Regions from separate parts of the Homo sapiens genome. Here all the other regions are linked to region 2. A link is a contact called in ENCODE Hi-C or POLR2A ChIA-PET data. All regions are on one chromosome and are shown on one strand. The core of a region is the stretch at or near the end of the contact, and the rest is flanking DNA. Distances in the headings are between cores, read along the strand shown.

Region 1 (4,781 bases), core at 1,230-3,729, 300 kb before region 2:
CTTCCTTTCTTCCCTGACTGGAGTTTCTTTCAGGGAGGAGTAGGAAGGTGACTTCCACCTGTCTGCTAGTTTAGCTACCCTGAAATTATGATGGGAGGTCTGTCCTCTCTTTCACATGTTGTCTTGGCTGTAGACTCTGCTTAATTTTGTTTCTTGGAGAACCCTCTTTTGGGGGGCCTCTCCTCTCAGCTCCTTCCTTTCCATGCAATAAGGAGCACCTGAGATGCACAGTCCAGGCCAGCTCCCCAGTGCTCTCTCTTCCAGAGCTCACCCTTAGGACACTACCTTGTTTTATGAAGCTTCCTCTTTATCAAGTAGGGGTGACCTGCCTGGCTGCCCAGTCTCCCTCTCTGGCCACCATGACCTGATAGGGCTGCTTTACCCATAGCGATCCATCACTGCCATTTTCTCCTTGGTGAGAATTATCAAAAGAAGTAACCCTAACTGAAATGAAATTATCAGCCAGGCCAGACGAGACTCACTGCAAATCCCATTTCCAGCACATAGTCAGTACATCTCTCTCACCTCTGAGCCACCTTTGCCATCTGTGCCAGAAGCATGTCAACCACATCCTGACGGGGTCAGGGGTCTTGCTGCATTCTCCCACACCACTGCTGCTCAATCCTCTTCCTTCACCCTCATGTGGCCAGAGTACTGCCACCCTCAGGCTCCTGGCTGTCCTTCCACACAGGGGAATCTCTCTTTGACACATGGTGCTGCTACACCGCCCTTCATGGCAGGTCTGCTACTTCTGAATGGGACATACCCTTCCACCGATGCATTATAAGCATGAGTCCTAGCCCACCAACTGTGGTGACACCTAAGACATCATATTGATCACTCTATGTTATAATCTCAAATTCATTTTGTTTTGCTTTGTACACCTACATACAAATATCTGGGTCCTCACCTGAGGCTTTCAACTCCCTCTTTAAGAGTTTTGGGAAATAAATTCCTGGGGAGCTCTCATACTATGACCTGATTCTCATTCAATAAATCCCTGGGGGCCTTATGACCTGATTCTCATTCAAGGTAAAACCCTAATGATCAGGTCCCCAGGTTTCATCCTATCTTTAGGGCATTCATTCACTCTGAGGTGGGACATATTTCACCCAGAGACCAAAGTGTGTGCTCATTATTTCAGGGGCTTTTCATAATCATGAAAATGAACCCTCAGAAGAAAGGTGGCCACTTCTCACTGTGATAGTGTTCATGGTTTCTGAGCATGGTCGTCTGCATATCAGTATGCTAAATACTGGTGTGTATATATGTATTTTCTTTGGGCTGTGTGTGTGTGTGCGTGTATACATTTTTTTTTTTTTTGAGATGGAGTTTCGCTTTTGTTGCCCAGGCTGGAGTGCAATGGTGTGATTCTCGGGTTACCACAACCTCCGTCTCCTGGGTTCAAGCGATTCTCCTGCCTCAGCCTCCCGAGTAGCTGTGATTACAGGCATGCGCCACTACGCCCGGCTGATTTTATATTTTTAGTAGAGACGGGGTTTCTCCATGTTGGTGAGGCTGGTCTCGAACTCCCGACCTCAGGTCATCCGCCCGCCTCAGCCTCTTAAAGTGCTGGGATTACAGGCACGAGCCACTGCGCCTGGCAAGTATTGGTTTATATTAAAACAGTTCTAAATATTTATTCATAAGGTTAGGCAATTTATATAAGGGAATGTAACCTACAAACGCTTGCTCTCATTGTAAAAGACTCCTGCTTTATTCATAGATTGTAAACAGCATAGAACCTTGTAACTCAAAACAAGAATCTGCACGTTGTACAGTGCTGTCACATCATGTATGTATTTAATTTATACAAATATACACCAAGGGAGGAAAGGTAGATGGGGGAGCGGGGAAGATACATTATGATTTGAATAGTGTGGGTGATTCTGTCCACGCTCTACATTTAATCGACATGATCCAGTGTGAGCAGAGATGGGAGAGGTGAATCCACTGTTTCCTCGGGCCTGTCCACAATGTGAGTATCTCTGTCCTGAATGTGGTCCTAATATTTCATGAAGTGTATATTCCAAATTAACATAAACCTGAACAGAAGCCAACTACTTCATCTGGTGCTTAACCAAAGAAACTGCTACACAATGTTTCAAACACAGGAGAAAACCTGGTTGTTACATATGCTGTACAGTATACCATACTTAATTATAATTTAACAGCAAAGTAGAATTTTGACCACACAGGACTTTTGTCTTTTAGATAGACTTTAGAATCTAACTTTTCCACCCTTTTAAAGCTGTGACTTTACTGCATATACCTCTATCACACAAACATATACAAAATGTATCTTTCTCTTCCCACTAGAGGGCAGCCACGTGTAGATTTAGGAGGGCAATGAAGGTTTAGAAAAACAGCACACCTCTGACTTTCAAGGATATTTAGAATTCTACAGTTTTTGTTACCTTGAATGTGGCAAATGCATCTGAAGCTATGTCAAATGTTGACATTTCGACATATCTGAAGAAATCATAAAACTGTTCCGACCACAAAATGATTTTTGCAAGTGGTTCATGTCTGATGCATTCTCTTAACATTATTCCACAATTTAGAGCTATTTCTGGAGATTCATACCTGCAAAAACAAAAAACCAAACAAACAAACCAAACATGATTGCTTTTTCAAAACTCCAACACTGAACAGTTCAAACTTTCAGGCCAAAGACAGTTTTCAGACATGTATCCTAACTAAATGACCATCGCAGATTACAGAAGGTATTTCAGTCGGAGCAGAGCATGTGCTCAGGTAAACTGACTCCAGAGTGCAAACACACACTGGTTGGTGATGACCGCCTTAAACCAAAGAAAAATAGCCATACGAGTGACTGTGTGACTAAAGGTTCATTATTTAAGCTGAAAGATTTCAAGAGAAGTATTTCGGGTCATACCACTCCATACAGGGGTTAGCTTTTACAGATGGTGCTCTTGACACTCAGAAAAACCAAAAGCTAAATCAAAAAACAGAAAACAAAATATTTCCCCAAATTCAGAATATCTAAATAGGTCTACAAACATATAGAATTTATACCTTGTTGTTTCAATTCAATACTCAAGATAGTACTTGGAGACTCTCAGCCACATGTAAACACTACCAAGCTGATAAGCCTCCTCCTGAGGACTTCACAAAGTGTCCCCATCAGAGAGCCCAGGGGCCACAGAGCAGGCAGACCCCCCTCATCAGCTCTCTGCACACAGCCTTCCCTATGCTCATCTCCATGTCTCTGGCTTCTTCCTTCCCCGCCATTAGAGAGACACCTCTCAGCCAAGCAAGAGGCATTTCCCCTTCAGATGTGCACAAGCCCTCTGACTGGACTCTTCCGCCCCCTCAAACACATCGCTCTCTTCTACTTCCTCTCAAGCTGCATGCACTGGCTTTCTTTCCACCTCACATTCTCCTCTAGTCATATTCCATTTCCCAACACACTAGTGAAATAACGGGCCAGCAAAGATTCCCTCTTGGCTAAATAGAGTCTTCTACTCAAGTGTCCTGACAGTGCTGTAAAAAACCAAAATAAAACCTTTCATGTTCTCCTTTCTATCTCTCTGACTGTTCCCATTTCTTGCCTGGCTGAGGTCTTCACCTGTTGCCTACAGCCTGCTAATGAAAGCCCATACAATCTCATGGCTCCCACCATGACTACTAACCCCACCTCCATGTCTACTCCTGAATTAGTTAGGCATTTTCTGTTGCCTCTGGACAACTTCCGTTAAAGGGCTACCATAAACTCAACGTGTCTCAAATCAAATCTCATCCCCCTCCATAAAATCACCCCCACCCCCCTGCTTCCTCATTTCTATAATTTGGCATCATTATTTTGTTTCAGTTACCCAGTTCTAAACCAGGTCTAACAGAAATTTCCATGTTCTGTATCTGTGCTGTTCATTATGGTGAGATTGGCCACATATAGCTACTGAGCACCTGAAATTTGTCTAGTGTGACTGTGGGGTTGAATCATAAATATTATTTAATTTCAATTAATTACATGTGGTTAGTAGCTACTATATTGGACAGCCCAGTTCTAAACCTTTCCTTCTTTACTCCAAATCTTCCCAACTTCAATGTCAGGCTTCAAAAGCCTTCAAAGGCTTTTAAAAATATTTTTCTGATTATCTTAGTTTCATTTCCTTTTATTCATTCCCACTGCTACATTAATTCATACCTGGACAATTGGAAATGATTCCTAGCCAGCACCTTTGTTCAAGCTCTGTCATAATAAATCTACCCAACACACAAGTGTATCAACAGCATTTCCAGCTTGGGAGCTTAAAATGATTTCTTCTAGCTAATCAAATAAAGACAAACTTCTGGACTTAACTATCCAGTCTTCCTCTTATTAGATCTCCTGTTCTAGCACAATGTCACCTCCCAACCTGCCACACAACTTTCAAATTCTCTCCTTATTGCTGCCAATCATGTTATGTTCATTCCTGCCCCTGTACCTTTGTTCCCAGTCATATGCCATTAGGATGCCTTCTCTCTTTTCTGCCTGTGTAAATTCTAAACTACTAGGAACTCCCATCTTAAGTCCTATTCCTTTTATCAACCCTTGCCTTATTAACCCAAACCACATTTTATCCTCTGAAATCCTGTAGTACTCATTTGTTATCTAGTAGTGGTGTCCTCTTACACATCACAGATCCTCAACAAGATAAAACCACACTCCTTGGCATCAGTGGAGGCATGCAGCTAGAATGCTGACCGGCTCTTACTTGATGGAAATATCTGCTCACAAAATGGCTGATCATACAATTCATCTTTGCTGAGCTTTA
Region 2 (4,734 bases), core at 1-2,500:
TAGATTTTCTTTCCTTTCCCGTGACATTAATCCAAATTCATTTGCCTCCCCCCAACATTAATTTTAAAAAGAATTTACGACAGTTTCATTTATATCCCAAAGAATACTGTAAGAATAATAATAATGAGGGCTAAGACTTAAGTGCTTATTATGTGCTAGACACTAACACAAGATATTTACATCTACTAATTCATTTATGAGATAGAGACTTTTACTACCCCTATGACCAATGAAGAAACTTCAGCATACAGATATTGCAAAATGAAGTGAAGCATTGCAGATTTCCTCTGGTTGTAGGCAGAAATCAATGGCAGCAATGCAAGAATTTGGATTGTCCTGCTCATTATGATGGTGACACACTAGCCACCATCTTAGCCCTCAATGAAGGCTTTGAGGCTGAAAATACAGTGAAAATGACCAAAGACCTTATTCACATAGGTTTGGCCAAAAAATTAGGATCTAAGAAACTAACCAAGAGATTATTGTCCAAGGGGAATTTGTATAGAGATTCAAGTCCCAGAAAGCCTTAGGGTTAGGACTAACAAAGGGTTGATTAAAACCCTATTTCAGGAATATGCTGTTAGATTCAGCAGGTGATGGGGGTAGGTAGAAAGACAGTGAGGTATGTGCAGGAGCATCTCATGAGTGCCATGTTTAAAGGTGCTGATCCTTTCCTTTCCTTTCCTTTCCTTTCCTTTCCTTTCCTTTCCTTTCCTTTCCTTTCCTTTCCTTTCCTTTCCTCTCCTCTCCTCTCCTCTCCTCTCCTCTCCTCTCCTCTCCTCTCCTCTCCTCTCCTCCCCTCCCCTCCCCTCCCCTCCTTCCCTTCATCCTTTCCTCCTTCCCTTCATCCTTCCCTCCTTCCCTCTTTCCCTCCTCACACCATCTCCCTGCATTTTTCTTTCCTTTCTTTCTTTATATGGCCTGGCCACAATTTGAACTTGTCCAACCATAAATATCTTAGACAAACAAAGACTCTTTTTCTGTTCATCTATGTCTTTGGTCCTGTTGTAGTCACCTTTCATCAAAGTCCACTGAGGACAAACAAATTAGAGGTATACAAGTAGTTTAGTTCCGTTTACTCGAGCTCTACTTACTAGAAGATTTGGGGCTTAAGATCTGCTAATACTATAGAGCTCTTGGGACTTCCTTTGTAATTATTCTTTGCAAATTGTCTTGCTCAAATACCCCACAGGAAGTAGTGTGGCTATTCTTGGATTTCCTACCCAAATACTAAAGGTTAACACCATGTTATAGAAGTTGAGTAAAGTGCTCCTCCGTCCTTAAGGCAACTGAGAAGACTTCAGTTTCAATGTAACTGATCTTCACCTTCAGGAGTTTGAGGAAGGCAGAGACATTTATAGACTCAATCCTAGAATGTTGAGAGGGTATGAAGAGTCATAATTCCTATAGGTCTCCCTAGGGAAAGGAGGAACTCACTTAGTTCTTCTTGAGAGATATTCTGTCTGGGAGAATCACTTGGATGGATGAGTTGACCCCAGCAGGAGTGTAGTGTGGACCTCCCAGAGCTGGGAGACTGAGGGAATTGGTAAGCATCCAGTTGAAGTTCCTGAATTAGGGGAACTTTGGTTGAGAGGTTCTCTCTAAGTTGAGTGTCTCTGAAGAACTCACAAATGAATATGGCTCATGCATCCACCATATCTAGGAGACACCAAAATCTATAAGGTTGGTGCAAAAGTAATTGCAGTTTTTGCTATTCCCTTTTTTTTTAAAAGGCAAAACCCACAATTACTTTTGCACCAACCTATATAGTATGAGGACCATTCCTGCTCCTGTCCACTTCCTTCTCCTCCTCCTCCTAGACCCAAATTAGCTGAAAGCAATAGACACTGAGTGGAGTTGGAGAGGAAGTGTGGATGAAAGTAAATGCTGACTTCACCCAGCTTCCCTACCACATAATTTCCAGTTTTAATATTATATCAGCTCACGCTTTTTAATATTAAATGAGATATTACCGCTAAAAGGGACTAGCATAGCTCTAGGGCTTACCTAAGACTTCATCCATTGGCAAGAAAAGAACTATTTGAGAGAACAGGTTTGAAAAGGAAGTAGAAGGAATAAATGTGATTTCTGCTTAGACTTAACAAATCCAAGTATTTTAATAAAATAGTTAAGGTAGAGAGGCTTCTATAGAAACCAGTAGAAACATGACGGAAAAAACATCTTAGACCTGGGTAAGTACAAACTGGAATATAACCAAGATGACAGATAGGTATAGAAATAAAAATGATAGAGATGCTAGAAATATTATATGTATATACTTATTTATAGTAGAGTTATATTTAAAGTTACTTATACTTGAAAATATATCATTTACATAAACATATATATCTATGTATATGAGTGACAGACAAATAATCAGAAGTAATGGGAAAAAATATATCCAAATATGCTTTAGCTCTAGAGGAAAAAGTGCTACTATCTCTATAGTGCCATATCAACTTGCCAGAAGTATTTTACAAGATGCAAAAATAAATAAAGAAATAAAGTATGCAAGAGAAGCATAAGTAGAATGGGAGATGGAAGGAAATAAAAGAGAGACAAAGAAGAGGAAGAAAAGGAGGAATGCAATAAGCATAAAATTCACAAGATCTGATGAAGAGAATGGACTGTCACGTCTTTTTTATCTTCACAGTGTGGCATATGCTCTGATTGAGTTTGGTTCACTGCCTGTAATCCCAGCATTTTGGGAGGCCGAGGCAGGTGGATCACCTGAGATCAGGAGTTCAAGACCAGCCTGGCCAACATGGCGAAACCCTGTCTTTACTAAAAATACAAAAATTAGCTTGGCATGATGGTATGCGCCTGTAATCCCAGCTACTCGGGAGGCTGAGGCAGAATTGCTTGAACCTGGGAGGCAGAGGTTGCAGTGAGCTGAGATCGTAGCACTGTACTCCAGCCTGGGTGACAGAGCCAGACTCCATCTCAAAAAAGAAAAAAATAAATAAAATAACCCCGTGTTTCTCAGGCTTAGATCTGATGTGGCACCAGTACTCTGGCTTCCATGTAATTGATTCAAGTTCTCTCTGTCTGTTTCTCCATGTTCTGTCCTGGACTGTATTAGTTACAACACACCTTTCTAACACTTCCTCCTGTTCCCTCATTTCCTAATCAAGGCTGGCATGTCTCTGCCCACATATCTCTGTAATGCATCTCAGCTTCCAGCTCCTGTCCTTGCCAAAGAGTCTCAGGTGACAAAAAGGCTGGATCTGAATAAATGGAGAGTCTGAGTTTTCCTCCACATTTAAGGGAATCAGTGACTTTGGAGGCAAACATAAAGGGCAAGTAGGCATATTGCTATTTGTCACCCATAATCATTCCTTCTTCCATAAGAATAGACTTACAGCTGAACCAAGGACTGCCCGGCCAGCGTTATATTTCTCAGCCTCGCTTTGCAGCTAGCTCTGGCTGTGTGACCAAGTTTTGGCCAATGGGATGTGGGCAGAAGACTTTTGAGTCTTTCTATTAAAATAAATAAATGGCTGGTTCTTTTGTCAATTTTTTTTTCATTCCCACTGGTTGGGAGACAATGTCAACCAGCTCAGCCCTTGTGGACCCACAGTTGGAAACCTCATGTTAAGGAAGGCAGACTGCCTACCACTTCTGGGCTCTTAGATTATTTGGTTTAAGCCACTGTATTTTGGGATCTGTTTGTTACAATGACTTAGCTGGTACTCTAAAGAATCCATGAGGTCTGAAGCTACCGTGGCCCATAGGAGATTCTGAGGCTGCAGCAAAGATGGGGTCTGGCAGGAAGAACAGGACCACAGCGAGTTCAAAGGAGTAAATCCCCACATTTCTTCTTACCTCTTTGGAGACCATTTACTTTAGATCTATGCCTTCTCTTTTTTCCTGCAAACAGAAAAGAAAGAAAATAATCCTTTAGAACTATAAACAAAGATTTACACACTTTATATGTCAATAGTTTACAAGCATTGAATTTTGTTTTCCTTCTACTTTTGCGGGGCTAAGTCCTCGGCCACCAACATCCCATCTTGGTTGTTGTCACGCAGAAACCAATAACCACAAAGCAACCTGTTTTTACACAGTGCCAATCATTTACACTATGCTTGTACATATCCATATGTGGTCTTATCATTCACAATAAAGAAAGTTTTTAAAGTAGCTGAAATCAAGCAGAAGGTGACAGCAGCAGCAGAAGAGTACCAAGAGGGTCAAGCAACAGTAGGTCTAAGAAATCACCAGTGATGGCCGGGCACAGTGGCTCGTGCCTGGAATCCCAGCTCTTTGGGAGGCCAAAGTGGGTGAATCACTTGTAGGCCAGGAGTTTGAGACCAGCCTGATCAACATGGCAAAATCCTATTACAAAAATTAGCCTGGAGTGGTGCCATGTACCTGTAGTCCCTGCTACTTGGGAGTCTGAGGCAGGACAATTGCTTGAACCTGGAAGGAGATTGCAGTGAGCTGTGATGACACCACTGCACTTTCAGTCTGGGCCACGGAGCAAGACTCCGTCTCAAAAAAGAGAAATAAAAAAAAGAAAGAAATTACCAGTAAAGTACACTTGGTGGAATTCAGAGGCATACTTTGAAGAGCTAAAGCTGTAATTGTGTTTATAACAGCCAGAACTTAAGAAATAAGTAGAAAAAAAAAATCAGAGAAATGAAGACAAATTTAGAAGGCAAATAAAGGGGATTAGACATTTCAGAAATTAAAGTGAAGGACATAGATTACAGAAATAGGTAAAGGAAACAA
Region 3 (4,306 bases), core at 420-2,919, 390 kb before region 2:
GTAGCTGGGATTACAGGTGCGCACCACCACGCCCAGCTAATTTTTGTGTTTTTAGTAGAGACGGGGCTTCACCATGTCGGCCAGGCTGATCTCGAATTTCTGACCTCAGGTGATCCGCCTGCCTCGGCCTCCCAAAGTGCTGGGATTACACCACGCCCAGTCCCCCTTTTTTTCTATTAAAAATTTTTTTTTTAACTTTTAAACTTTTTAGTTAAAAACTAGACACTAACACACACATGAGCCTAGGCCTACATAGGGTCAGGACCATCAGTATCACCATCTCCACCTCCACATCCTGTCCCACTGGAAGGACTTCAGAGGCAATGCATGCATGGAGCTGTCACCTCCTATGATGACAATGCCTTCTTCTGGAAACCTCCTGAAGGATCTGCTGAGTCTGTTTACAGTTAACTTTTTTTTTAATAACTAAAAAGAGTACACTCTTATTAGCAATTAAAAACACAGTGTAGTAAATACGTAAACCAGCAACATAGTTGTTTATTATTATTAAGTATTAAGTACTACACATAATTGTATGGGCTATACTTTTATATGACTGGCAGTGCGGTAGGTTTGTTTACAGCAGCATCAACACAAACACATGAGTGATGTGTTGCACTCTGACCTTACAATGGCTGTGACGTCACTAGGCAATAGGAATTTTTCAGCTCCATTGTAATTTTACGGGACCACTGTGGTATGTGCAGTCATTGTTGCCTGAAACGTCGTTATGTGGTGCATGGCTGCATAATAGTAGGTGGCTGGTGTCTCCCATCAAAACTGTTTTGGAGGGGCAAATCCTGAATACAGGAACGTGATTCAGATGATTGGCCCCTGGTGGGGAAGGGAGGGCAAAAATTAATATCTTTGAAAAGGGCAAACTGAAGTGATGACCGAGTTTACCTAGAAAATATCAAGATTACACATTCTGCCACTAGACTAAGGGAAGGTTTGAAAACTAGATTATTACACAAAACACACTATTATAGAAAAATAAAGATACCAATAAAGATACTTTGGACACCTGAGTTTGTGGCTATGAAATTCATACTCACCCCAGAGATAACGCGAGACACGAACAAAAGTAATCAATGAAAAACTGCTGGCATACTGACTGCTTGAACACTGTGGGCACTCGCTCAGTGTGGGACAAGCGTGCTGGCTAAAGTCCCTCCCCTTCCCTCCCTCCCCTCCCTGTCCTCCCCACCTCCCCCTGCCTCCCACCCCCACCCCCCACCCCATTACCTCACTGCTGCCAGCCTTCCCTTTCCCATCAGTCCTCCGTTAGGCGCAGAGCCCTGGCTCCTGCGGGGCCAGGCTGGACGTGGCTTCCAGTGACAGGGCCCTTTGTCTCACAGGTGGGAGGCTGGCGTGCGACCTTCATCGGCTCCCACGTCTCTGCCTCCGTGCTCTGGCAGCTGGAGTGGGTGCAGCATGCAGCAAGGATACGGAGATGCCATGGTGGGCCACCGTGACTGCCGACCCTTCTAGGACTGCACCCCCGTCAGTCCTGGCTGCCCCAGGCCCTAGACTCAAAGCCTCTCTTCCAGTCCCCACAGGGAACAGGGCCCCAGGAGGAGAGCAGGCTGCCCCCGTGCCCCGGGCCCTCAGAGGGTGAATTTGGACCTTTCCTGTTGTATTTTGCCCACTCTCTGACATTCCTCTTCCCCACCTTCAAAGCTCAAATGGTTCCCCAGGAAGCCTGCACTAGTCACTCTGATCTCTCCCTCCTCTGAACCCTGTGCTGCCAGGTCACATGCAAAACACGTGTCATTAAAGCTGGAAAAGACCTTCAGAATGACTTGGTCCAAACTCCCCATTTTACAGAAGGGCAAGTTGGAGCCCAGAGATGATGTTAGCCCACCACAGCTGTACAGATGCACCAGGGGACAATGGCAGAGTCCAGATCCCCGGGACCTCGGGACACAGGACTCCCTCCTTACTTCGGGGACACTGCATGTGCTGCCTTGGGTGGTCTGCTGTGCCTCCCCATGAGGGCACGTCCCATGGAAATGGGCTCTTTTTCTTTCCCAGGCAGAGAGCTGGAGGTGCCCAGGGCCCCACACCTGACATGGCCAGGGTGGGCAGGGACCAGTCCATCATCATTCCCTAAGCAGTTATTGGAGCTCTGAGGTCCCTGATAAGTAACACTCCAGCACCAGTGGGTGGTAACTCCTTCAGGCAGAAGGCTGAGCACGGTTTCCATGGAGACCGCCCAGGCTCTGGTTTCCAAGACAACACTTGCACGAGGTTACAGAGCTTCCTATTTATGTCAACTTAACATTTCCAACTGCTCTATTCTTCTGGCCAAACCCGGGCCTAATGCAAGGCCTCCATTCTAGGATGGGTGACAGTCCTCGAGGGCTGGAGGGAAGTGGCTGAGACTCCGTGCAGTTAGGTGAAAGTGAGACATTGCAGCCAGCAGGGCCTCCTCAAGCCCAGGGGCAGGTGTACAGAGACCAATACATGCTCATGCTTATGAATTATAAAAAGGTGTAGAAAGAGACGTAGTCCTACAGCTTCCTGCCATCCCTGCTCTCCAGAGGGAACTGGTGTTACAAGGCTTTGAGTGCGCTTCCAGAAATAGCACATGCACAGCCATAGCGCTATCACTTAAAAAATTCACAAACGGGATAGAGATAAATATATATTCTTGCTCTTGCCACCTGCTTTACCCTAATTATAGATTTCGGAGAACTTTACACATCAGCACAAATAGATCTACCTCATTCTTTGTAATAGCAACAAAATACTGTACTTTTTTAAAATACCAAGTCTCCAACTAAAGGACATTTGTCTTTAGTTTCTTGCTATTATAACAATAAATATGCTTGTACATATACTTTTGCATATCCTATGGAGTACATCCATAGGATACATTCTGGGCCAAAAACATTGCATTTTAAAATTTGATTTTGTCAAACTAATTTACTCCCATTACAGGCCAATGTTACAAAAAACATATATCTAAAATTCCTAAACAAAATGTTAGCAAATGGAATCCAGTAGCATAGATATAAGAAAATACCTCATGACTAAATCAGTTAGCAATATTCGCCACATTAACAGATATGCAAACATATGAATAGATGCAGAAAAAACATTTGATAAAACAATTTAATATCAATCCTTGATTAAAAATAAAAACACTTTGAAAACTAAGAATAGAGAACTTCTTAAATCTCAAAGAGTATTCTTCTAATATTTACAGCTAAACTATATTCAAGGTGAATTTCCTTTTAAATCAAGAACAAAACAAGATTTGTGGCTATCACCATGGTGCCAGAGCTCCTACCCAGTAAGATAGCACAAGAAAAATAAATAAAAGTTTTAATTATTTGAATGGAAGAAACAAAATTTACTCATAATCAGTTACCAGAATTGCTTGTCTACAAAGCACAAGGCTGGGCACTGTAGCTCCCGCTTGTAATCCCAGCACTTTGGGAGGCTGAGGCAGGTGGATCACTTGAGGTCAGGAGTTCGAGACCAGCCTGGCCAACATGGCAAAACCCCGTCTGTACTAAAAAGACAAAAATTAGCCAGGTGTAGTGGCATGGGCCTGTAATTCCAGCTACTCGGGAGGCTGAAGCAGGAGAATCGCTTGAACCCTAGAGGCGGAGGTTGCAGTGAGCCTAGATTGTACCATTGTACTCCAGCCTGGGTGATAGAGTGAGACTCTGTCTCAAAAAAAAAAAAAAAAAAAAAAATTTCCTCAGAGAACTTTGTGGAATAAGAAAGACAGCCCGGCAAGTTTGCTGGATCAATACTCAAAAATAAATTATACTTCTACACATTGGCAACAAAGGTATAATTATTAAACATCATAACAACAAATATAAGGGACATAGGAATCAATGTAATGAAAGATTTGTAAGACCCCTACTGAGGAAAGTATAAAACTATGTTGGAAGACATTAACAATGCAGATTTTAAAAATACCATGTTCATGGGTGAGAGCACTCAATATCCTGATTTCAATTCTCCCCAAGTGGATCTATAGATTTCATATAAGTCCATTAAGAACCTCAACAGAAGGCCAGGCGCGGTGGCTCACACCTGTAATCCCAGCACTTTGGGAGGCTGAGGTGGGCGGATCATGAGGGCATTGAGACCATCCTGGCTAACATGGTGAAACCCCATCCCTACTAAAAATACAAAAAATTAACTGAGCACGGTGGCAGGTGCCTGTAGTCTCAGCTACTTGGGAGGCTGACACAGGAGAATGGCGTGAACCTGGGAGGCGGAGCTTGCAGTGAGCAGAGATCACGCCACTGCACTCCAGCATGAGTGACAGAGCGAGACTCCG

What was found. Hi-C counts contacts between places; a loop is a spot of excess contacts on that map. ChIA-PET counts read pairs that join two places held with the same protein, here RNA polymerase II (POLR2A). Pooled maps may share reads with other maps.
Region 1: a map of IMR-90 shows a loop between it and region 2 (6-fold over the local background). The contact joins two enhancer-like sites. A Hi-C loop is called at or near these places in 1 of 168 maps with a recorded cell type or tissue (IMR-90), 5 of 37 single-sample maps with no recorded cell type and 2 of 50 pooled maps. POLR2A ChIA-PET finds 5 or more read pairs at or near these places in 3 of 52 experiments (activated B cell, activated naive CD4-positive, alpha-beta T cell and naive thymus-derived CD4-positive, alpha-beta T cell).
Region 3: a loop to region 2 is called in a map of transverse colon, with 13 times the contacts of the local background. The contact joins the promoter of GCSIR here to the enhancer-like site in region 2. A Hi-C loop is called at or near these places in 1 of 168 maps with a recorded cell type or tissue (transverse colon), 1 of 37 single-sample maps with no recorded cell type and 1 of 50 pooled maps. POLR2A ChIA-PET finds 5 or more read pairs at or near these places in 2 of 52 experiments (PC-9 and activated CD4-positive, alpha-beta T cell).

What each region holds. Positions count from the first base shown.
Region 1 is chr2:230,796,534-230,801,314 of GRCh38, reverse strand. CAB39 (calcium binding protein 39) reads right to left here. Exons shown (of 9, transcript NM_016289.4): 5 at 2,418-2,586. Among named protein-coding and RNA genes, the nearest start is that of ITM2C, 66 kb to the left of the region's middle. Within about 2 kb of position 2,479, at least 7 of the 41 ENCODE cell types and tissues checked have a DNase peak (open chromatin) inside an H3K27ac peak, as active enhancers do.
Region 2 is chr2:230,493,552-230,498,285 of GRCh38, reverse strand. It overlaps SP100 (SP100 nuclear antigen), which reads right to left. Exons shown (of 29, transcript NM_001080391.2): 18 at 3,826-3,870. The region is part of intron 3 of LOC101928816 (a long non-coding RNA gene); the gene reads left to right. Among named protein-coding and RNA genes, the nearest start is that of SP100, 80 kb to the right of the region's middle. Within about 2 kb of position 1,250, at least 4 of the 41 ENCODE cell types and tissues checked have a DNase peak (open chromatin) inside an H3K27ac peak, as active enhancers do.
Region 3 is chr2:230,883,909-230,888,214 of GRCh38, reverse strand. It overlaps GCSIR (GPR55 cis regulatory suppressor of immune response RNA), which reads right to left and starts at 1,669. Exons shown (of 4, transcript NR_038238.1): 1 at 1,246-1,669. RefSeq lists an enhancer at 2,237-2,306.